Regions from separate parts of the Mus musculus genome. Here all the other regions are linked to region 3. The links are chromatin loops, found by intact Hi-C in ENCODE. Cell type or tissue: gastrocnemius. All regions are shown on one strand.

Region 1 (8,000 bases), 140 kb after region 3:
GGTCACTGGGAGAGTTGCTAGTCTTGAAGCACTTGCTGAGCAGTTAGTCTTAACATCATTGAGACCTAGAACCCTCAATGTCATACATTGATCCAAAATCTAGAACCTTCTAAATATAACATCATACGTGGAAAATCTCATACCAAGAAACTGCCATACACAGTTATTTAAGCTCTCACACAAAGTATCCTGAAACACTGTATATGAGGTAAATATGAATCTTAAGTGGATTTTGTGATCATTTCCAAGGTATTTCATTATATGTAGACAGAAAACCCTACGTCTGGGACATTTCTGGTCTTAACGTTTCATTTAAGGGACATTCAGACTGTTGGGCTAGATGAAGGTTTTCGAGGTAGCCGTTCAGTGGATGTTGTAGATGGCATTCTGTCGTGGTACCTGACATGCTTGCCACCTTAGCCCTTCTCCTGCCTCACAGAAGACTGTGTGGTGTAGAGAAATTCTTTGAGCAGACCTGTCGGAGGGGAGCTATGCAAATACAGAAGTCACTTTGCTGGACCAGGGAGGAAACTCCCATTCCCACGTAGCAGCGTCAGTCTGGGTGTCCGCTTAGAATCACAGTCGCTGTGAAGGTATAAACATGTGAGCTTATCAATGGCCCCACCATGGTGGCTGATGTGCTTAGAGGAAACGGGGGAAACGGAAGACTGCCCACACTGCCTCTGAAGGTTGCAGGATGCAGGGGGGGAGGGGGAGGCCTGGCTTTCGGCCCTCTTCTCAAACAAATATGGAGGAAGATTGGACACCTTCGTGGTAAAGCAGTGCTGAGGCAGGGAGTGGCCATCTTTTATTTCAGGATATCAGGCCAAGATACTTCCCAGTGGAGTGCCGTTTGTTCTGTTAACAGCTAAGCGGGACTCCTACATAGGCAACTTTAGCCCAAAACGGGGAAGAGGATGAAATGATGTCCAAGTTGATTCTTTCCTGTATTGTAAGAGCTCAGCTCAGTCCCTGAAGCCAATCTGCAGCGTGCTGCTGGTAGGTTTTGGTTTTGTTTTATTTTGGTAGGGAATCTTTTGTTTTGATTTTGTTTGGTTTTCCTGTGAGACTCCCCCGCCCCCCTTTTACCTTGACTGTCCCCAATGCCTGAGCTCAAAGGAATCTTCCTGCCCAGCCTCCCAAACAGCTGGGATCAGAAGTCCGTGGTGCCACACATGGCTCTGTCTGCAGGTTTATATTCCAAAGGTTTCTATTACTGCATTCTAAGTAAGACCATGGTTCTCTTGAGAATGGCCTCACTTCAGATGGTTTGATCTCTAAATCCCAGTGTATGAGGAAGCAGGCGAGAATGCAGCTCATTTCCTGCATGCCTGGGAGAGAGTTGAAATGGATCCCTTCCTACCAGAGCAGAGAAGAAGAAACCCAGGTCCCATTGTGGCCTCACAGTGACGGAGGCTGTGGGTGAGGACAAATTCCCAGTTCCTCCAGGTGACTCTGACCAGTCTCGATGTAGATGTGGAGTCTACACTATGCTGCCAGCCAGGTAGCTTTTTCTGTAGGAGTTCTCATCCTTAACATCCCCCAGAGACCTTATAGGTTAGCTGTGTGGATATGTGGGGAAAGCCCAGAAGCGGCTGGCTCATGGTCTGAAAGAAAAGCCACAGCCCAAATCCCCAGCAGCTTTTGATAAAAGGAACAGGGGGTGCTGATGGTGGGTCTCAGTGGAAGAGGAATGCTTACATTAACCAGACCTGACTTCAGTCTTTAGCACCAAAAGGGGGAAAAGAGAAACCACTTAAGGGGAGATCTCTGAATGACAGAGTAGCAGGCCAGTGTATCTCAGATAGACCAGTTATTTCAGGCCAGAGTATCTTGTGGGGACCAATCATTTCAAGGCAGAGTCACTTCTTTGGTTTGTTTTGTTTTTTTTTTTCAAGACAGGGTTTTTCTGTATAGCCCTGACTGTCCTGGAACTCACTCTGTAGACCAGGGTGGCCTTGAACTCAGAAATCTGCCTGCCTCTGCCTCCCGAGTGCTGGGATTAAAGGCATGCGCCACCACGCCCAGCTCAGAGTCACTTCTTAACAAGGCTTTAGCTGGCATCCAGAGTCACCAGTTCCTCCTACCAGCTGTGTGATACCATCATATTCCATTAGAAAGCAGGCTTCCCTGGTGGGTGGGGTTGGTAGTTAGATGAATGAATCCTGGGAGCCATGTTACTTTAGGTCCGGTGGGAGGACACCACAGAAGACATCTCGGTTCCCTGTGCCTTGTCCCTTACTCTCATCAAATTCAGGCTTTACTCGGGCTTCCCTAGCAGAAACAGTCGACCTCATCCAAACATAAATAGAACAGCTATTGTAGGAGGTAAGGTAGAGAGACTGGGTCACCAGTACCCATGAGGCCAGAGGGATTAGCCAAGTGTCCCACAGCCAGGAGGTCACTACGGTTTATACCACATTATCTCACTGGGAAAAATAACTAGAAGGGGCCAAAAAGTCCCAACACAGGGAATAAGCATGGAGGAGGTAGAAACTACTCATTGTTGACATGTATAAAAAGATCATACTGTACCCCATAAATATGTGCAGCTGTTAACGGTGCATCGCTAGTTTTATTAGAAGGAAAAGGGAATTGGGAAAATGAGCCAGAAATGAATTCAGGATGGTGGGGGGAAGAGAGAGCCTCAAGATGGCCTGTGTGATACACGGTTGCCCGAACCCCCCACCCAGCACTGGAGTTTTGGAACACTGCAGGAAGGGCAGGGAGAGCAGGTGCCACTGAAGCCTGTCTGCATCCCTCGTGCTCCTTGTGAATCAGACAGCTACAAATAAAGGATTCTGGCAGCTCTCGCACATCAGCTGAGAGCAGGTTGTCCTGTTAGCAAGTGCTGCTTTGGGGATGATGTATGGAGCTCCCGTGGGCAGCGGCTGTTCCAAAACAGAGCCTCAGGTCAGGCCCGGGACCTTTTTCCTATTTAGGACGCAGCCAGATCCTGGGAGCTCTTCCCCTTTGGTATGCGTGAGGCTGTAATTGGCCTCCCTGTGACCTGAGATCAGCCTGTGCTGACTTAGAGACAAATCAGCCTTGGAACTGATTCCAGGTCTCTCGTTCCACTTTTAGCTGGGAAGGCCCTCCGCAGCTGCCATCTGACAAAGCATATGATGTGGAGGGAGGTGGCCATCCTTCCTAATGAGGCTGGCTATGCCTCCTCACCTACTCAAACCAACTTCTGCCAGCCTTGTTTGTTTACTTGTTTAGAAATACAGTCTCCATGTGTTACACAAGCACTCCTGGCCCAAGCGATCCTTCTGCCTCAGCTTCCTAAGTGGCTCGCAAGCTTCAAAGCATTTTAAATACCAGTGTGAAGACTGCAGCGGCTGCTCATTTTCATCCCTTATCTCTTGTGGTTCCTTCTCCCAGACACTTAGCCATGCGCGTGTCACAGGAGGGTGTGTCCCAGTCCAATGATGTCACCACGAAGGCCTGTACCACTCCGCTTCTTCCTTCCCTGTCTGTCTGTCTGCTAGCTCCTTGGTCAGGACAGAGAGTCGGGGATATTAATCTTAATTTCACTGGCATTGTGTTTGCCACAGTGCTTTAACACTGTGGATTGCAAATGTGCGGGCGGGCACACTGGACGTCACCTTCCCTTTGGGAAAGCTGAGCCTCTGTGGGACCCCAGTCCTTGGGATTCTCTGTCTAAGTAGTCCCTTGTCACTGAAAGCTGGGGTGAGCCAGAGCTCTATGTGAGTGGGTGCTGGTGGGCCAGAGGGCAGAGGCAGGGCTGACTCCCTCCTCTTTCTGTTTATGGGTGGGTGGCTGGTTGGTTGGTTAATTTTTGTGGCAGAGTCTCTAGTCCAGGCCAGCCTGAATTCCTTATACAGCCAAGAATGACCTTGAATTTCTGATCTGCTATAATACCTGATGTTTGTGCTGCTGGGGGTTGCTAGGCAGTCGCTCTTCCAGCTGAGCTGCATTAAGGCTTTTGCCTTAACCCTCTACCCACTTCTATGTGAGACAGGGTCTCACTTTGTAGCCCTGGCTGGCCTGGAATTCACAGAGCTCTGTCTGCCTCTGCCTCTGCCTCCCGAATGCATCTGCCAGGACACCCAGCTTCACCTTCACTTTTGTTTGATGGTTTTGGGTTTGAGAGACAGGGTCTTGCTATGCCGCCCAAGCTCGTCTCAATGCTCCTGCCTCAGCCTTCCTGAGTGCTGGAATTATAGTTGCAAGCCACAAAGTTAGGGCTTCTGCCTTATTTTTTTTTTTCCAAAACCTCCAGCAAGCTAAAGTTATCAGAGCATCCTTCCATAGCACCAGACATGTGAATGGTCCGAATAGCTCTGACTGGTTCTATTTTTTGTTATTTGTAGCATCTCCCTTCCCTGGAGTCTCAGGCGCTAAGCTTGGACTGCCAAGTTCTGACGCTTGATGTCCCATCAGCCTGCAAAGCTTGTAGACTCTGCAGAGGAATAACACCAGGCAGAGGGCAGAATGCCTGCTGTGCCAGACTCCAGCATGTCTGTTTTAAGACATTTTCTAATATAAAAAAACCACAGCAGGGCAGTACAGTGAGGCCTGGGAAGGGAGCAATGACTAGGACTCTACAAGTGCCCTCTCTTTGTGTCACAAGTCCAGGGACAACATGGTGGCCTCTTGAATTACTGCCATCCTCTTGAAGTTCAATTTTTAGTCCCGCTGCCCACAGACTGTATGACCTCAGGCACCTAAGTGTGTGTGCACTCAGCTAGTGCTGGTTAACTGCTTAGTCCTCCAGAAGACCTTCCCTGGGTACCCAGGACAGACACTGCTTTCTTAGGTACCAACGGTCCCGGGAGCATACATCTTTCATAGTACTCGATAACTTATGCCTGACGTACTATCCGTAGTCTATGTAAGAATGGAAATGCTTTGCATCTGCCATCTTCCCAGGGGCCTGATGGAGTTCCCAGCACAGAGTAAGCATCGCCACGAACACAACTTCGCTTCTCCCCTGTGTTTCTACATGGGTGCTTCTTCACTCCACCTCGCTGGGGTTAGAACAGACCAGTGGCGCTGGTTTGTCCTGAAGGGATGGTTCATACTCTTTTCTTTCTGCTCTATATGAATGGAGCTCCTGGGAAGCTTACGCTTGCTTTGTGTCTGATCTTCTCTCTGTCTTTCATGGAAGAGCAGTCACAGGCTGAGAAAGAATCTCGCTGTGTGTGGTCAGGGCGTCTGCTTGCTCATCTTTGTTACGTGGAGCTCGTGGGTGTCGATGGAGAAGGAAAGGACAGGTGAGCCAGCACCTGGAGCCTGTGCCCTCCTGAGCCTGGGCAGGCAGCTTTGTTTTGGAGAATGTGTTGGCTGCCTGCCCCTCTCTTGTACTCTGTGCACTTAGCTCCCAGACACCCTCATCTTGGATTTGTGAGCCAACTTAGCATCACATTGCATTGGTTTTCAGTAAAGAGTCTCCAGTCACTTTGGAAGCTGATGTTGTGGAAGAGCCAGAGTCGGCAGCAGATGTGCTAAGACTGAACCCTGCACCTGACTGTATTTGTAGAAAAACTCTCTCATGCCCTGGCAAAGGAGTTGAAAACACAGGCTGAGGCTATAGCTCCTTGCTTACCCAACATTAATGAGGCCCTGTGTTCAGTCCCCAGCACCAGATGAACCAGGTATGGTGGCACATGCCTCTAAATTCCCAGCACTTGGGAGGCAAGAGGATGGACCTTGGCTATAGTGAATTGGCTAGCCTGGGCTAGAGATCCTGTCTCAACAACAAAAACCTGCACACAACAGAAATGCCAACCATCAAAGCATTTCCTATCTCAGAGTTGCTAAACTAGTTTAGGTCTGCCTGAGAAGATGCCTGTAGTCCCAAATTGGGCTGGTATAGGACTGCATGCAGAACTCCAGTGTTATCTCCGGTGCTTAGACTTTGTCAGCAGTTAGAGACCTGCCCTAGTCAGAGCCTGTGGTCATTCCTGACCCTCTCTCACCTGGGCTCTGCCTTTTCTTTTATAGACAAAACAAAAACCAATTTCCGTTATTATTGCTAAGTGTGTGTATGATGTGTGTTGTGGGGGTGGGGGTGTCACAAAGCATATGGGGAGGTCAAAGGGCAACTTCATTGAGTGGCTTCTCTCCCTCCGCCTCTCTGAGAGTTCTGGGGTTGAACCCAGGTCGTCAGGATGGTAAAGTGCTTCCTGCTTTGCTAGCCTGTTCCTACCTTTTCTTAGTCACTGTGTATCTTAAAGCACAGGTGTGTGTGTGCTTTTAACCCAGGGCTGCCACCTCTTCCCTTATGTCTACATAGGGTGACTGAATTTATGGTCCAGAGCAAGTGGACATCGACTCCTGTGTGTGAGTGCGCAGGACACAGGCACAGATCTTACTGGGCATCAGCTATGTGGCTTCACCCATGTTTGCTGAATGCTGCCCTGTGGGAGAAGAGGTGGGGAATAAACTGGGGGTGGCGAATAAACTGGGTTTCTCTAGTCGGTACCCTCACATCCAGCTCTGGGAGGCAGGTGTCATCCCGGCCACAGGCCAGGGTACGACTTTGAGAGGATTAGAGTGTTTGTAAGCTCCTGCCATGTTCACTGCTCTAGAGGCAGTGGGACCTGGGAAAATGTTAAAAATGAGGCAAGGTAAAGTGTCATGCAATTGCCAGCTTTATTCCGCATCAGACAGTTTATACTCCGGGGGTTAGGAAAAAATCACTGAGTAAAAGTTCCCGTGAGTTCAAGCTGTGTACAGTCACAAGGACAAGCTGCATGTGGTGAGAACATGTTTTTTCCATAGAGGCATATAAACAAGTAACAATAGCCGGTTATAATGAGTAATCTCAAGTAAGCTCACTCCTCTGCGCTACAACTCCGAGGCGCGCGGTCTAAGAGCAGCTCCTTGTTTTGAAGAAACTAAGGTCACAAGACTCTAGTTTTATTTTCCTGGGGTTTTCTCACAAGCATTCAGAATTCTCCACATGAGACTCTCCATCCTTGGATGGCATCAGCACTTCCAGTCAGTGGTGGAGTCAGGATCTGACCTGGGTTCGTCTCAGTGTACGGGTGTGGTGTCGTGACGCAGCAGGCGCACGACAGAATACACAAGGGGCCTCTGACCAGAGCTGGGACAGTGGCAAATGTCAGGAGGAACAGTGGTAGCGAGAAGGGAGACAGGACCCCTGCTGTGGACCGAAGGAGACTCGAGTCAGGGATGCTTTGTAGCTGGTTTGAGTTTTAGAAGCACCGTGATCCTATAGTGTTTCTCTAAACGCAAACCATGAGGTAGAAATGGTAGAATTTTTAAAAGCTCTCTCCTCGTGGTTCTAACCAACAAGCAGAGAGCACTGACAGATAGATGCTCAGACCCCTGTGTGAAGAATGACAAGGGCAGAAAGCTGTGTGGTTTCACCTCGTGCATGCTAACAGAGAAGGTGTACTTGTGTGAGGGCATGCTTAATGGGCAGCGCCTGTCCCACTCTGCCAAGCTTGGCCCTACTGCACAGCCATGCAGAGGGCTCAGGGCTCAGGGCTTAGCACTGCCACCATGGTGTGTTTGTCCTGCAAGATATTTGTCAAATGCGTGGCAGCAGGACACAGGCCGATCCTGTGTCACAGCTCTACAAGAACCCTGAGCAGAGTCCTACCAGACCTCAGTCCATCTTTGTGGGGGATCACTTGAAGTATGATACCCTCTCTGTGACTCTTTTAGTCCCTGGGGATGAGAGACCCACCTGAAGGTCCTGGACAGATGCTTTCCCCCACCCAGTCACTGTTACTTATAAGTCACTGGCATCTTCTCATCTTGACTTGGCTGGGAGCAGATGAGGATGTGTGGTCTTTGTCTCTCCTACTTAGGGAAATGTTGCCCTCACCCACAGCATCATTTCCTGTCCTCGGGCCAGTCCTTCCCCCATGGTCTGATTTCCAGGAGACCTGTGCATCCTTTCCTGAGTGATGGGTTATGGCTGCCTCAATGGTCAACATTCCCTTTTTTCATCCAGCACCATTTCCCATCATCCATTGCTGGAGTTCAGCTTCTGCCCTCCG
Region 2 (8,000 bases), 91 kb after region 3:
GAGACCCTCCTCAAGACAATCCAAAATAGGAATTCAAAGCTGCCTGAGGAAGACCGACTTCTGAGGGTCACGCAACCCCCTGCGCAGACTCCAGGCTGGGGCTCCCTGTCCTATGTCTCTAAATAGTAGTTCAAATAAAACATGGCACCAAAGGGATCAGGGGAGGCCCCGGTAAGGAAGTACACAAGGCCGCTGTTTCCCACCTGTTCAAATGTCTGTCTGCATCCATAAGCGGAGACTGGTGGAGACCATTTCTGAGATAGCATCGTTGTTATTGTAAAATTCGAATGTGGGAAAACAGGATGGCCGTAAACCCATCCTGCATGTACCACGTGGAAAGCTTCATGAGTCTTGCATGCCAAGTGACTCTAGTGTCTCCTGTTTCTTAGTCATCTCTGACACGGCCCTTTGGCTTCCTTCAGCCCTATCTGTATTAATTCTTATGGTAGTCTTTTAAGGGGGCTTGTCCTCCTCCTGGCCTCGGACAGATTGGTGAAGCTAGAGTCTTGTGCAGCCCTTTTGTCTCATGGTCTCTCAGGTACCTGGATAGTTTCCATTCCTGCTATACTACACTGATGGCTTCTAAACCTGGTCCCTCTCACCAGCCACTCAGTAACCTCAAAGTCATTCGTACTAAGTACCCCCATCTAGTGGGGTCAGGACAGTGAACTCGCCAGCCATCCCCACAAGTGAGTGCTCATGGTTTTAATCTCTCGACTTGCTCTAGTTTCCTAGTGGCCTCCATCAGAAAACTGGGACTCACTGTTGGCTGACGTGTAGGAGACCCTTGTGGAACAGCCAGAACGACTTCCCTGCCCAGTATTGCGTGCCTTTCTTGCCTAGCTGAAAGCCACAGCAGGCCGTGAATTGCCCACTGTAACTCTGTGATCATGTCACCCACTAGACTGTCAGCTCCCCGACACCCGGATGGTGCCTGGAGTGTTTGAGTGCACACCTGTCAGGGATGTGACTGTCACCGCTCTATGGGCAGGAGCGTGTCTCGTGGGAAATGAACAGAGATGTTGACAGTTTCCTTTTCTTCCGTGTTTTCTCTTAGATTAAGGTGACAGTGCCAGGTGGATCAGCACCATTCCACCGCCCCTCCGTGGAGCTGTGCCAAGAGTAGGGGAACATGGAGGAGAGGAAGCAGGAGACAACGAACCAAGCTCACGTCCTCTTTGACCGCTTTGTCCAGGCCACCACCTGCAAGGGGACCCTCAGGGCCTTCCAAGAGCTCTGTGACCACCTGGAGCTGAAGCCCAAGGACTACCGGTCCTTCTACCACAAGCTCAAGTCCAAGCTCAACTACTGGAAGGCCAAAGCCCTCTGGGCCAAATTGGACAAGCGGGGCAGTCACAAAGACTACAAAAAGGGCAAAGCCTGCACCAACACAAAGGTAGGGATTCTGGGAGGAGAGCCAGGCTCAGCTGGGCTGAAGGGGTTCCTTCCACCCACCAGACTCCTTTCTGAGCGTATTTCACGTAGTCAGTTATTGAATGTTCAACATTTGAGGGTAGGTGGGTAATAACTTTTTATTTTTTTGACGCCTTGCCCTAGCTTCACACTGGTAGGAGAAGGCAGGTTGCTTAGCAGGGACAGAGCCAGGCCTCTATGAGCATCTGTGATTTAATGGTTCCTGGCCTGTCATCTTTTCCATGTCATTGTTCCGTATTCAGCACCTGGTAAGGCTCTGTCACGAGGCCTGCTGTAATTCACAGACAAGGACCCTGGGAACTGAAGTATTTCTAGCTGCCTTCCTAGCGTGGAAAAAGCTAGTTTCCATGAAATAGCTTTGGACTGAGTCCTGAGAGATGCACTCACCTGAGTTGGGGTAGGAGTGAGGAAGTGAAGGAGAGAGAGGCGTGTCCTGCCGCCTTCTCTGAGGAAATCCTTTTGGGAGAAGTTTGGGGAAAGTTAGTAAACAAATTTCCAGAGACTTCAGGGTTGTTATTTTGGCTTTTCACGAGTTTTAGTTTACCCTGTGGGGCGCCCAGAGAGCCATCCTATAGAGCAATGTAAAGATCTGAAGGCCTGGTATCACGAACGACTACACTTTAACTTAAAATAAAATAAGGGGAGCTCGGAGGTAGACCACTTGCTTCACAGGCCCCGGGTCCCCAGCTTCAGCACTCCCCCTCCCCAAAATCACACATGCACAGCACTCTACATGTATTTTAAAACAAGATAGAACACAGCTCCACTGTCAGAGGCTCCTCTGATGCCTCCGACCTCTGCTGAAGGAGTTAAACAGATGGTGTACATACATATGCTCAGGCTTACACACATTAGATAGATAGATACATAGACAGGGATGGATAGATAGATAGATAGATAGATAGATAGATAGATAGATAGATAGATAGAATCTTTGAAAGACAAAAAAAATCTTTCCTGTACATGAACTTTTGAGTCTTGAAAGTTGCCTCCTGGGCATCATTTCCGTGGTAGCCCCAGGCTTGATTGCCTGGCTGAGGCTACTAATCTACCCTTTGGCAGCAACCTTAGAGACTTCCTAAGGGTCCCTGTCTTGATAAAAGATGAGATGTGATTTTCATGCTGTTGGTTTAGATGATGCCCCATTTAAGTTTTGCCGATCTACGGGTTCTCTAAGCTGCTTGAGGTAGACATGCCAGGGGTTCAGTCTTCCCAGCCCACCAAGCATGAGCTCGTCCTTCAAGCCTCTGCAAGGACTCAGTGGTCCGAGTCAGGCTTCCAGCGTCTTGGTCCTGGAGTTTGGACATAGGGGTGAATGTGGGACTTGAGAGGCGTGGCCTTGGCCCTGAGAGCACCTGTATCTTTCAGTGTCTCATCATTGGAGCTGGCCCCTGTGGGCTGCGCACAGCCATCGACTTGTCCTTGTTGGGAGCCAAGGTGGTTGTTATTGAAAAGCGAGATGCCTTCTCCCGCAACAATGTCTTACATCTCTGGCCCTTCACCATACACGATCTCCGAGGCCTGGGTGCCAAGAAATTCTACGGCAAGTTCTGTGCCGGAGCCATCGACCATATCAGTGAGTAACACTGGCTCTTCTTGCTTTCCTTCTTCGGTGGGTTAAGTGAGGACTTCCTCCTCACCCAGCATTTGCACCCGCCACCCTGGTCTATAACCTGCCTTCTTAACCAAGTGGGGCTCTTGTACAAAAGGAGTTAAAGTTTGCTTTAAAGATCCTTAATTGGGGGCCAGGTTTGGTGGTGCGCACTTTTAATCCCAGCACTCAGACAGATTGTGAGTTCAAGACCAGCCTGTTCTACAGAGAGAATTCTAGGACAGCCAGTACTACAACAGAGAAACCATGTCTCCACAAATTTTTGGTTGGGTCTTGGACTCTTCCTGAGTACCCATGGTATATGCAGTTCAGTTGAAGGGAAGGGTGGGCATTGAGAATAAGGTAGACAGGTTGGATTTGAACCCTCTGGTGGTTCTTAGTTCAGTGGGAGAAGTGCATAGCTTTGATGCTGCACTGTGATCCTGCACGCCCTCTACAGGGCCATGGGGACAGACCTGGGGAACCATACACACGCAAGTTAGAGTAGAGGCTTGGACACATATATCAGGTCCACTGTGAGAGCGTCTGTGTTAGGTGATGAGTGAACTCAGGGCCTTGTGTTTGTCTAAGATGGTCCTGTTTTCATGACTGTAAATGCTCAAACTGAAACCAGTTTGGAACAGCATCTATCTCACCAAGCTAGAGAAATCTTTTTCCTGTCATTAATTAGTCGGGGAAATGTTAGTAAGGAGCAGTTGTGCTGAGCCCCTCCATATGTGACCTGGAAAGACACTCAGCCATTAGACCTTTTTTTGCTGTTTGAAATGGTTATACCAATTTATTCAACACTAGCTGGCGGCTGCCACATTCCACTGGCAAGAGGAAGTGCTCAGCCCATCTGCCAGGCTGTAATTTGTAAAGCATCTCAGAGCCCACAGTTGTCTACAAAAATAACGTGTGTGCTAGCTCGCCTCTCAGCGCGTCTTTGGGGGTGTGACTCAGAAGGGCGAGGATATGGTCAGCTGAGGAGAGGAACAATCAGGATGACTTAGCAGGGGATTTGCGAGTCCTCTAGCTCGTTAGTCACAGGCTGCAGGTAAATTTGGCCTTAAGAGAGGACCAAGGGTTGACTGATTGGATTTGTGATCCTCATCTGTGGCCAGATTTATTTTAGGACAGACAGTATCTTAGATCAAGGACAGGATTTCTGTCTCTGTTACCTGGTGTTGGTTCCAGATCTGATGGGGACCCTTTAGACATCATACATGTTTATTACTGTGATGATGAGCAGGATTGTCAGTCCTTTTGGACCTCAGTTTGCACAACCGTAAGTCACTGGTGGTGGGGATAGGATGGGGTTGTGATTTCTTTTGTAGGTAGGAATTTTCTGGTAGGAATGTGTGAGGTCAGCAGGGGTTCAGGGTAGAAGGCAGATGCAATGGCATCTTAACCCATGGGCACACCTCTCCTGTGGCTGACTCTGATAACAGTGGCTCTCCCTGGACCCAGGAAATAGAAGAGTGATTCTCCTTGGCCACTGTTCTATGATGTCTCGGTAGTCATGTCAGACCGTTCGGAACACCCAGCTCCCGAAGCGGGGTGGCCTAGTTTATCCAGAATGTTTCTTTCACTGTTTGATGTTTCCTTTACGATGCGGAGAAAGAAATGAGAGCTCGTGAAGCACATCTCTGCTGTGATAACCTTTGGGAACCTGAGCTAAGATGGATGGGCCTGAGGGTATGCGCCATGGGGCTCTCGCCTCCCCATTCCCTTGCCCTGTCAAGATGTCTGTGTTCTTCTAGGTATCCGTCAGCTCCAGCTAATCCTCTTGAAGGTAGCCTTGATCTTGGGCATTGAGATCCATGTCAATGTGGAATTCCAAGGACTTGTTCAGCCTCCCGAGGACCAAGAGAATGAACGTGAGTCCCACTGGTCAGAGGAGGAAGGCATGAGGGCACTTAGTGGGTGAGCACAGCTGAGATCATGGGAGAAGCCAGAACAACTTTCAGGCAGTTTCAGCCGTGACTAAAGGGGCTTTGTTCATGCAGCCTGGGCTTTTCTGGACTTTCGCGTTACCTAAGAGGCCTTTGGCACAATAGTAGGTGTGGCGAACATTCATATTATAAAATTTTTGAAGGTAAAGAAAATCTTTGTGAGCTCTCATCAAGGTTTCCTGCCTGAGGCCACCCCTTGTTGTATTTCATGTGGTTCTGTGGATTGGGATTTGGTGTGATCTTTGTGTGGGCCTATGACTTAGTCTGTGTTTCCACCTTCGTTTTGCTTTTGGCCCTCAGGGATAGGATGGCGAGCATTGGTGCACCCCAAAACTCATCCTGTATCAGAATATGAATTTGAAGTTATCATCGGTGGAGATGGGCGTAGGAACACCTTGGAAGGTACTGGCCTTCGCCTATGCTCCTTTGCCTGGCTTTTCATAGATTGGAGGCTGGCCTGTCCCCGAGACCACACCCCTGAGAGATTGCAAGTGTGTTGTCCAGTCAGTGCCTGCAAGGGTCTTTCTCACAGGACACTAGGACATGAACTGTGCTCAAAGATATTCATACCACAGCTTTTAGTCCATGCACAGATGAGACGGGCACACCGTGCCCCTTCACATTAAGGGTAACCTTTAGTACTGAGTAACGATCCGGTTGTTTGGATCTCAAGTTGTCAGTGATGATGGGCGGGACTTCCTGCATGTGTTCTTTCGTTTCTGTTAGGTGAGCAGCCTACTTTCCCTGACTCTGGCCCCCCATCTTCTCTCAATGGAAGACCCAACCCCTTCTCTCTCTCTCTCTCCCTCTAGGATTTCGTCGAAAAGAATTTCGTGGCAAGCTAGCCATTGCCATTACAGCAAATTTTATCAACCGCAACACAACCGCAGAGGCCAAAGTGGAGGAGATTAGTGGCGTGGCTTTTATATTCAACCAAAAATTTTTCCAGGAGCTGAGAGAAGCCACAGGTTGGTGCCAGTGCCTCCAGAGCTCAGGGCTCATGGGAGTGGTGGCCTTGGATGCCACTGCTGTGTCTTTGGTCAGCTGTTCTTTAGTCACACCTGTCCTTGCTTTTAACACACTTCCACACTACTGCCGTCCCGTGTCAGTCCTCAGCACAGTGACCCGGCTGCTCTGGGGTTGGCTTTGTAGTTGTGCCTTCTGCCAGCTCCTCCCCAGCCCCTCCCCCTCCCGTACAAGCTAGGTTTGCTGTTGCATGGGCAGGGTTTGGTTGACACCCTGACCTTTGGTGTCACTGTTGGCCTTCCCTGAGGTCATCTGAGATCACCAGCAACCATTGCTAGTCAGGAATGGGCTTGTGTGTGACTGTTTTCTGATGGATTGAGTTAGGCATAGATATAGATATTTTGCTGTAGTAAAACAAAACAAAACAAAAGTATCTTCATTGTGTTTTCTAGAGCTTGGTTTCTTTCCATTCTGTATACTTTTCAGGTTAACTGAATAAACATTCAGTATTTGTCTGTCTGCAGTTAGGCATCTGTCCTGTTAGAAATCTAGGCGATTCCTCAAGCATCCATGGTTATCACAGAGGTTTTACCTGGTAAACAACCCATCCCCTCTCGTAGACTGGCCTCTCCTTTTCCCATTCTGGTGTCTTTGTTTACTATTGGTCATTGTTGGCGTGTAGTGAGTTGTAGGGCAGCACAAAAGAAAACAAACCTCCTGGCTTCCATGCACTGTGCAGGAAGGGAGGGTCTGCACCTGGACAGCTTTCCTGCCCGGTGCTCTGCAGCCCTTTCCTCGAGACTCAGGCCCCGCCTTGTGGATCCCCTCATGGCCCAGTCCCGTGAATTCTCACATCTGTCTTCTGCTTGCAGGTATTGACTTAGAGAACATCGTCTACTACAAAGATGACACACACTACTTTGTCATGACGGCCAAAAAGCAGAGTTTGCTGGACAAGGGGGTGATCCTGCATGTGAGCAATGGCTTCCTTTCAGGCAACAGTTTTTGTTGAGCTGCTTGATAGAATCACTGGGAAGAATTTTATATTCTGATGGGGTTGTTTTTTCTTCCCTGTAAGGGAAGAAAAATGACACTGAACACATCTGGAAACCGATGCTACTTATTAGTTTAACTTAAAAAGTATTCTTATTATTTAGAAAAGTGCAACTATAAACAGGAGGAGGAGGAGAGGAGAAAGGGCCTTTGCAGCCATGATTATGACTAGCCCTGACACGGCCAACACGGCCAATATTGTTTGGATAAGCCCAACCTCTTCCTCTCTCCCCTCTTCTGCTTGGTGACTATTTTAGAGCAGCTGTCAGCTTTCACATCATATATAATTAGCCAGTTTAACTTTAGGTAGCCTGATTTACAGTTATAGCAAATTGCATAACCGAAGGCCTTGCACATTGCTAGCCAAGAGCTCTGCCATGAGCTACCTCCCTAGACTTTTTTTTTTTTAAAGAAGTATTTCTTTTTGAAACAGGCTCTTACTAAGTAGCTTGGTCTGGCCTTGAAATAGCTCCATAGCCCAGGCAAGCCTTGAACATGGAGGCCTCATCTTTTGGAGGGCCTGGGGACAAGTGTTGAGCCAAGAAGCTGCACTTGGAGTTTACAGTGGCTTGATGGAGACTCAGGTTTTGTCACAAATGTGGTTGCTGAGGAGACAGTTATTTGAGGCTTTTTCTAATTGACAACAGAGGCCTGGTGTCTCTCCTTAGCCAGTTCCAGCTCAGTCCTTTGTCTGAGTGACTAATTGCATGATATACCCTGAGCTGAAGACTTGAAATCTAAATCACAGGCTGGCTCCTTAAGGATCGTGGCTGTCTCTCTGTTGCTCTCACAGATCGGGATGTGAGAAATTACTGTCTCCATGCGATGAATGGATAGAAGAGGCCTCACACGCGCTGACCTGGCCCTGTGCAGTCCCCCCCTAGCCTCAGCACTGACTCTTAGGGAGCCCTTTGTGTCTGCAGGACGGTAGCACGTCAGGCCTCTTAGAATGAGTCACAACACTGCTTTATCTAGAGCAGACTGGAGAGAGAGCCGACAAG
Region 3 (8,000 bases):
CCAGTGCTCATCAAAGTCCCAAAAGGAGATGGATTCTAAATGCCCAAATTCTGAAAGTTGAAATCCTCAAAAGTCAAAATTTCTAAAATTACAATCCAAGGAATGTGTAACTGGAGGACCTGGGAAGCAGGGGCAGGAAGATCAGCAGTTCAAAGCCAGTCTGACTACAGGAGTCTCTATCTCAAAACCAGCTCGTGGTAATGCACACTTCTAACCCCAGCACAAGAGGCAAAGGCAGACAGAACTCTGAGTTTGAGGCCAGCCTGGTTTGCATGGCAGTTCCAGGCCAGTCAGGGCTACACAGTGAGACTTTGTCTCAAAACAAAAACGAAAGTCAAAGGACACAAAAGAAAAAGAAGGGCAAGGCGTGGTGGTGCATGCCTTTAATCCCAGCACTCAGGAGGCAGAGGCTGGTGGATTTCTGAGTTTGAGGCCAGCCTGGTCTACAAAGTGAGTGCCAGGACAGCCAGGGCTACACAGTCTGGAAAAATAAAAAAAATAAAAAAATAAAATTAAAAAAAAAAAAGGAGAAAGAAGGAAGGAAGGAAGATTAGAAATCCTGAAAGTCAAAACTGTACCTGATGTAATAGATGTATCTAGGAGTGTAGAAAGCTAGATTCTGAGACCAAATCACTGCATTCTTGGATGTACACAAAACAATTGTCGAATTATTTTCTTACTACTCTCTACTCTTTCACACAACACCATGCTGCCTTCAAAAGATTGCCCCTTAGCTGGTTATAGCGATACACAATCTCTGCATTCAGGAGACAGAGGCAGGAGGATGGGTTTGGGGGTCAGCCTCAAGAGCCCCGCCTCAAGAAAAAGAAAAGGTCTTTTCACACCTTATAAGTGAATAAAAAGAACTCAGCAAGCCCATTGGCATTCTGAAGCAAAGATTCCAGCTGACACAGGGCTCCCTCCCTCCCTGTGAAGCAAGGTAAAGGGTAAACTAGTCTCAGTCAGGGATTTGACTGTCAAAGCAGAGAGCCCTCTTACATTTCTTAACAAATTTGCATAGAAGAACTAGCCCCTGCTTCACACTTGGCCAACATGTGTCCCCACTGTTTTTTTTTTTTTAATCAGATATAAACAATTCATGTCCCACAGATCTGAAAATTCTGAAACTTATTTCCCTAATCACGCATTAATGACTATATAGCAAATCATTTAATACGTGTGTGTGTTTGCTTAATTTTGTAGAAAAAAAAAAAGAAAAAGGAGGGAACATTCCATATGTATCTCGAAACCATGATAGATTTGGAATCAGGAATGAGCAAGCATTTGGTAAATGAAGTTCAAGAAATTACCAATAAAGTTTATTTTTGTCCCATCCAGTCCAATAATTGTGTTTGGTGGAGAGGTCAGATGACTGAGGGAAGAGAGATGAAAACGTCATGTAAACAGGCTTCATTTTGCTCAGCACTCTTGTGACAGAGGCAAGAAAACTTAAGTTTGAGACCAGCCTGGGCTACCCAGACTCTGACTTTAAAAGAAGGAAAAAGCCAGAAGGTGGTGGTACATGCCTTTAATCCCAGCACTCGGGAGGCAGAGGCAGGAGATATCTGCGAATTTGAGGCCAGCCTGGTCTACAGAGTGAGTTCCAGGACAGCCAGGGCTGTGTGGAGAGACTCCCAGAACAAAATAAAGATCATTTATCTACATTGGCATTCCATCCAGCTGATGGAATTCCAGGAGCTTTTAATGAATTAAAAGCTGCATTAGCCTGAAGAAGCCAGCCAAGCTTCTAACTGGTTGGAAAATAATTACAGGCACAGTAAGGCAGGAAGCCACGTAGGCAATACTATTACCGCTCACTCACCAGGTTTGTTTCTGCCAGCCTGTGGTCTGTATATGAGAACGTGTGGAACAGGTGCCATATGCCCAAAACAGCCCAGAAGCAGGCCTGGGAGATGGGAGCATTTAATAGGGAATGCTCTTGTCGGTGTGTATAAAATCATAGAGGAATTTTCAAAAGAGCCATGCTGGATGGAAAATGGATGGGGCTGGGTTATCCCAGGAGATCTCTAAGCATCACCACGATGCAGGATCTTATAGTTAATGATCATGGAAGTTAGCCAGCTTTTGTGGACTACCGCTTTTGATCTATGTTTAATTCATTAATTTTATTTATTTTGTGGGGGAGTATTAGGAGTACTCTGACCTCCTAATGGAACTTGGGGTTCCATTCTCTCCTACCATGTGGGTTCTAGAAACCAAAATCAGGTTGTCAGTCTGAGCAGTAAGTACCTTTCTTTGCTGAGTCCTCATTGCCCCCTTGAATCTCTCTCTCTCTCTCTCTCTCTCTCTCTCTCTCTCTCATGTGTGTATGTATATATGAGTGTTTCTCCTGCATGCATATCTGTGCACTAGGTACATGCCATTGTCCATGACGTCTAGAAGAGGGTATTGGAACCCCTGGAGCTGGCGTTACAGATGGTGGTTAACTACCGTGTAGGTGCTAGGGATCAAGCCTAGATTTTTGGAAGAGCAGTCAATGCTCTTAACCACTGAGCCTTTGCTTCAGTCCTTTAACCTTCTGTTTCCTTTTATTTTGTTTCGTTTGGAGACAGTGTCTCACTATTAAGCTCCAACTGTCATAGAACTCACTCTGTAGACCAGGCTGGCCTCAAACTCACAGAGATACACCTGCTTCTGTCTCCCAAGTGCTGGGATTAAAGGTGTGCACCATTACATCTGGCTTAATCTGTTCTTGAAGTACACTTTTTTTTTTGTCCAATTTCTTTTTAACTTTTTGTTTTTGCTTTTCTGTTTCCCTCATTGTTGGATACAGAACTCTTACATAGTGAATAAGAACCCCATGTCCTGAGTTGCTTCCCCAGTTCTTCACTGAAAAAATTTTTCTCTCTAGTATTTTAGTGTTGTTTTTGTTTGTTTGAGGGTCAGGAGTTCAAAGTCACCCTTAACTATTAATATACAGTTCAAAGCCAGCCTTCCATATTTAATGAGACTCTTGCCTTTTAAAAAGGAAAGAATAAAAAGAAATAAAATTGTTTTCCAGAATAATTATATTGTTAAGGTGTTAATCTTTCAGGGTTTAGAATTTAGAGATATTTTATCACTTAGGATTATGGCCTTTGGATTGAGTCTTTGGGGATCAAAGCCTGCGTTCACGATCAAAATTAACATTGTAACAAGAACAACTTAATTTGATAAGCATTTTCTAAGACAACTTTGTATCTTTGATCCTAGGGCTCAAAGAGGTTAAATGACCCTCCCATTAGCATCCTTTGCTTGGTCCCTTCTCTAGCTCCCCGGAGCTCGCCCGCGGCTGGCACCCGCTGGGAGTTCTGTTTTCAAGAGCAAGCCTAGCAAACATTCTGTTCTGTGTGCAGCGGGATCCTCTGGGGCAGGGCGCCTGGGATAGTGCTGGAATTTCTAATCCTTATGATGTTCCTGTGTGTGTTGACTGGGGAGGGAAAAGAGGAGAAAAAGGATAGCAGGGGTAGTTCGGGTTTGGATTTAGGTTTGAGTCGAAAGAACGATTTATCTGTGCTGGAACTTCATTTCATTTGGGTCACTTGAGGCTCAACCGATGCCCAGGAGAGAGGCCAACGCATCATCGCTTATCCGTTACCTTTCCTCCACAGCCTTCCCCAGCCACCAGGGTAGGCGCCTGCTCCTGGTTACCGTGGCAACCGCGAGGAGCCCTAGACAGCTCTGCTACGGCACTTTCTGCAGCCCTAGCTGAGATGCAGCGGTGAGGGAGGACAGACAGAGGCAGACCCCGGGTTCTTCGTTCCTTCTTCGCTGCTCCGATGAAAGAAGTGTGCCTCGGGGCTTCTGAGTGAGAACCTTTGATGGGATTCTAGCTGGAAGGTGGAGTCACCACACTCAGGATGCATGCAGCCACAACAGCAGCACCTGTGTCCTGAGGACCAGCCAATCTGGGGAGGCAAGCTCTCACCGGCGAGGAAGATGCGGGTGTGAAGCCCCAAGTCCGTAAGTACCACCAAATCTCCCCTTGGGTGAGCAAACCCCTTAAAGAAAAAGGTTCTGTGTCTTGATTGACGCCTTTAAAAATATTTATCACATCTTTCAATTGTTTATGCCTTGCTTTGCCTTTCTGACATATGTGGGATTCTTGGAACAATTCTGTCTGCCTTTAAACGCATGGCTCTCTTAAGCAGTGGGAGCTACACCCGGGTATCCTTGTCTCCTTTACCGCACAACGCCCCATCAGCGGATACCGTGCACCATAAGCACACGCCCCAAAGACTGAGAAACACAGCGCTCAGTTTCTTAGCCAATACCGTCCAATTTTCTTTATTCTTTAACACCCCCCCACAACCCCCACCAAAGAAATAACATCCCTAGGCAAGCCAGTGGTATGCCAGTCGGAGGACTGCCCGGGGATCCTCACGACACCGTGTCCTTCCTGCAAGCTCAATGTGAATCCATTAGCTCATCCACAGGCGACAATTGTTACACTCGGAGGGACATTCATTTCGGTCCAGTAGAGGGCGCCGGCGCTCGCCTCCACAACCGGGTAAACAGGCCAGAGATGCCATCCCCACAAGCACAGGCATGCACGTGCCCCTGGCTGCGGAGGACTCGGCGCAAGTCAGCCTCTGTCGAGCGTTAACAAAGGGATGGTTATGTTGGTTCCCCTCTGGAAGTCAATGGAAGGGCGAAAAGAGACTTTCGGAGCACTGCGTTTGTTTCAGAACCGAGGGAGCATGTTTCCAGGGCAAAGTACTTTCTGTATATTCGTCAGGTCCTCTCCCCCCCCCACCCCCACCCCCGTCAACCCCTCCTCTCCCACCTCCCACCCCCAATCTATTCTTGCCTAGCCATGGCACTAGGACGAAGTGTTTAGAATGTATCGCGTTGGAAAGACAGGAGAAAAGGGGGAGAGACCTAGATGGAATGAGCGATAAAGGGACGGCTGCACTGCTGGCCCCTGCAGTAGTCCGCCCTAGCTACTGGGGTCTTCCCAAGTGATTCTAAAGCACCGAGGTTGCCCGCCACCATTCTAATCAGGATGACGTATACAGGTGAACTCCGTACGCTGCTGCTGGAGGGCGGGGTATATTGTTTTTGTGATGCGCGACTAGCCGCTGTGTGGAAGAAAGCATGCAGGAGCCGAGGCTGGACCTCGGCAGGCAGGACCTCTGACTACCTGAAGCAGCTGAGGGCGAGAGGGATGTTTCGAAGCAGAGAGGGCGCGCCTCTCTCAGAATGGGCTCCTTCTCTGAAGAAATGTTCTGACCTATATTCCAGACCAAGGAGAAAAGGAAATGTGAGCCTCTGCGGGACTGCAGAGGGAAAACTGCGGGTTCCTGTAGAAATGGGGTCCGTGTCTGTGTGCTTAGCAGAGTCACACATAACTGTCCCACTCTTCAGCCGCAAGAAGCATGGCTGCTGGAAAGAGGTGGATGGAACACGGTGATTCACGCCTGGAACCCCAGCATTTGGGAGGTGGTCACAAAGGATCACAGGTTGAAGGCCACACAGCTATAGAGCAAGTTTGAGGCTAGCCTGGTCTATATTAGATCTTGAGGAAAGAAGAGAGTGAAAGAAAGAGAAGGCAAGAATATGGTAGGCATTAGAACAAAGGAAAAAAAGCAAACAATTTGACCTAGAAATTATAGTCTTAATCCTTTTCAAGACTGAATTCATTATGGCTTTAAAGCCCTCCTACACCGAAAGGGAAATAGTAAAAATTTCCATTTTCCGAGAACTGGATAACTAGGGTAGCATTCTCTTCACAAATACACTCATAGACCAGGAAGCAAAGGGCTTCTAAACTTTGCATTCTAAAGCTATCTCATAAATATTCATAAGTCATAAATGCTGGGAAGCAGGTGGGAGGCAGAAACTGCGCAGCAAGTTCCCCAAAGGCTGCTGTGCTCACAGAAATTAGGTAAGGCCTCACACTCCAGGCCTGAGAAGTCAGAGCCAGCCTACAAGGTCAGGGCAGCGGGTGGGGCATGCCCATAAGCCCAGCACTTGAGGGGTAGTGGCGGGAAGATCTGGAGCCATTCTCCACTCTATGTTGGGTTCTGGGCCAGCCTAGGCTACATAAGATTCTCATAAACTAAAAACTAAAACTATGACGTGTGAGCTGGTGCTAGGACTTTTTTCCCCCATCACAGCTTTCTAGGGCATTCTCATTAATTTTGATTAGATTGAGAAAGGGTTAAAGTCTTGGGGGTAGGGGCGGAAAATGACAGACAGTGCTGCCTATTCCGAAAGCCTGGCTCCCGTCATTCACTTCATAAATTGGAAAGAGAATTAAGTGACCACATAAAGAGCACCCACCCACCCGGCTGGGATCACAAGGCCTCCTATGCCAGGCTAAGGGGGGTGGGGCAGGAGGATACTCACACAGAATGGCCACAGCTCTCCCACGTACTGTACCATATTACTCTGTCTCCACATTCCCAGTGAGTGACTTGGACAAACTTCTCCTTGTGCTTGCTTACCAAGCAACCCCAGACTTAAAACCACCTCCATCATTCTGTTACTTACTGTTCTTCTAGTCTTGTTAAGGCATGTCATATGCACGCGCGAGTGCGGACACACACACACACACACACACACACACACACACACACACACACACGAGCGCACAATTATATTGTCTCCTGGTTGAATTGCCCTGCTCTCTGGAGACAATGCCTCCACTTACCCTGGGGCTCCTACAGGGTTTCTCCAGCACTCAACCAGCACAGGGGCCGTGGACATCTTTTGTCTTCCTCAGTGACCTTGAGCTCTCTGACAAGCTCTGCCAGGCAGGAGGCTCAGGGTAGCTTCTGCTATCCAGTCCCCATGCCCCTTTTTTGACTGGTCACCACAGAGTGGACCCAACTCACAGGGCAGGATGCCAACACTACAAAGGCTGCCTATCCACTAGCCAGCTAAGCCAAGGACGGTGTATCTGGGTCTCATCTCTCATCACCCCTAACCACCACGACCACAAGGGCTATTCCCTGAAATGACAACTTAACTCCACAGCCCAGGAGGAAGTGTCCAGGAGCCTGGCTCCATGCACACCCCAACACACCCTCAGAAAGGGCTGACCAGACTCAGAGGGGAGGCCCCAGGAGACTGGAGCACTTTACTAAAGCAGAAGCTAACATTTTGGCAGAGTAGATTGTGACCCCTCAGTGGGCCAGGAAATCAACTTGGCGGCTTATAACCAGCATTTTTAAAAGAAAAAAAAAATCCAAGTGTGCCATATATCCTGAGGTGTGAGGGTGTTATTACCTGAAGTCTGGCCTTGGTTTTGTGTGTATATATGTATATGTGTGTGTGTTTGCTGTGCACTGAGCTGTGAAGCATCTGTTTCATTTATTTTGTGGAGTTAGGGACCAAGTCCAGACACCTGCCCATGCTAACTACACACCCCAGGCATCAAGATTCAATTCTTTACACAGGTCACAATCAGACAATCATTACAATCATTCCCCTGCAGTGAACTCTGAGGGAAGCTAGAACGGAATCATGATAAAATAGTAAGGAGTCAAATTCCAAAAGAGCTGACAAAGAATAGAATCTATTTTTGTATTGTTTTAGGGCTAGGAACTGGACCCAGGGCCGTGCGCACGCAGAGCGTTTCCCTCTGAGTATGTCTGACTTGGGACTTTAGAAAGTTCAGTTCTGAGAGGCCTTTGTCCTGAGCATGCTGACACGAGGGGTGTGAGCTGCAAGTACCATGGCCCGTCTGGGCACTACTCTTTTGATATTGAACCAACCCATTTGTTTTACTTGCTTAGTTTTGTGTGGAACAGCTGAGACTTGAACCAGGGTCTTGAATTGCTAAGTGTGGGCTGTACACGTGTCGACTCCTAGGCCGGAATATGATATGGCATGTTGAAGAGTGCAGCAAAGAAAACCAAGCATTTCACTGTATTTTTACATTTCCATCCTTTAGTAGGGAGGAACGCACGTCTTCCGCAGAGCTTGTCCAGAGCTCAGCGGACAGCCTTTAGGAGTCCGTTCTCTCTCCTACCACATGTGGGCGGGGCTTGAGA

The links. Peaks named below come from ENCODE experiments on the same cell type or tissue, not always from the same donor. Only the 100,000 strongest peaks of a DNase experiment are listed, where the experiment ranks them.
Region 1: a loop joins it to region 3, with 2.6 times the contacts of the local background. A loop is called at or near these places in 27 of 42 quality-filtered maps.
Region 2: a loop joins it to region 3, with 2.2 times the contacts of the local background. A loop is called at or near these places in 4 of 42 quality-filtered maps.

What each region holds. Positions count from the first base shown.
Region 1 is chr6:120,982,758-120,990,757 of GRCm38, reverse strand. All of the region lies in intron 19 of Mical3 (microtubule associated monooxygenase, calponin and LIM domain containing 3), which reads left to right. The region is part of intron 1 of Gm43915 (predicted gene, 43915); the gene reads right to left. Among named protein-coding and RNA genes, the nearest start is that of Gm43915, 28 kb to the right of the region's middle. In gastrocnemius, no CTCF peak of the experiment used is centred here; no DNase peak of the experiment used is centred here; H3K27ac peaks cover 4,577 bases.
Region 2 is chr6:121,035,392-121,043,391 of GRCm38, reverse strand. Mical3 (microtubule associated monooxygenase, calponin and LIM domain containing 3) reads left to right here. Exons shown (of 32, transcript NM_001270475.1): 2 at 1,058-1,396; 3 at 2,803-3,010; 4 at 4,789-4,905; 5 at 5,281-5,382; 6 at 5,793-5,948; 7 at 6,819-6,919. The coding sequence starts at 1,133. Among named protein-coding and RNA genes, the nearest start is that of Gm4651, 25 kb to the left of the region's middle. In gastrocnemius, a CTCF peak has its summit at 3,482; DNase peaks (open chromatin) are centred at 1,107 and 3,904; H3K27ac peaks cover 2,106 bases.
Region 3 is chr6:121,126,733-121,134,732 of GRCm38, reverse strand. It overlaps Mical3 (microtubule associated monooxygenase, calponin and LIM domain containing 3), which reads left to right and starts at 3,711. Exons shown (of 32, transcript NM_001270475.1): 1 at 3,711-3,963. In gastrocnemius, a CTCF peak has its summit at 4,479 (motif pointing right); DNase peaks (open chromatin) are centred at 4,496, 5,023, 6,323, 6,784 and 2 more places; H3K4me3 peaks cover 1,473 bases; H3K27ac peaks cover 1,047 bases.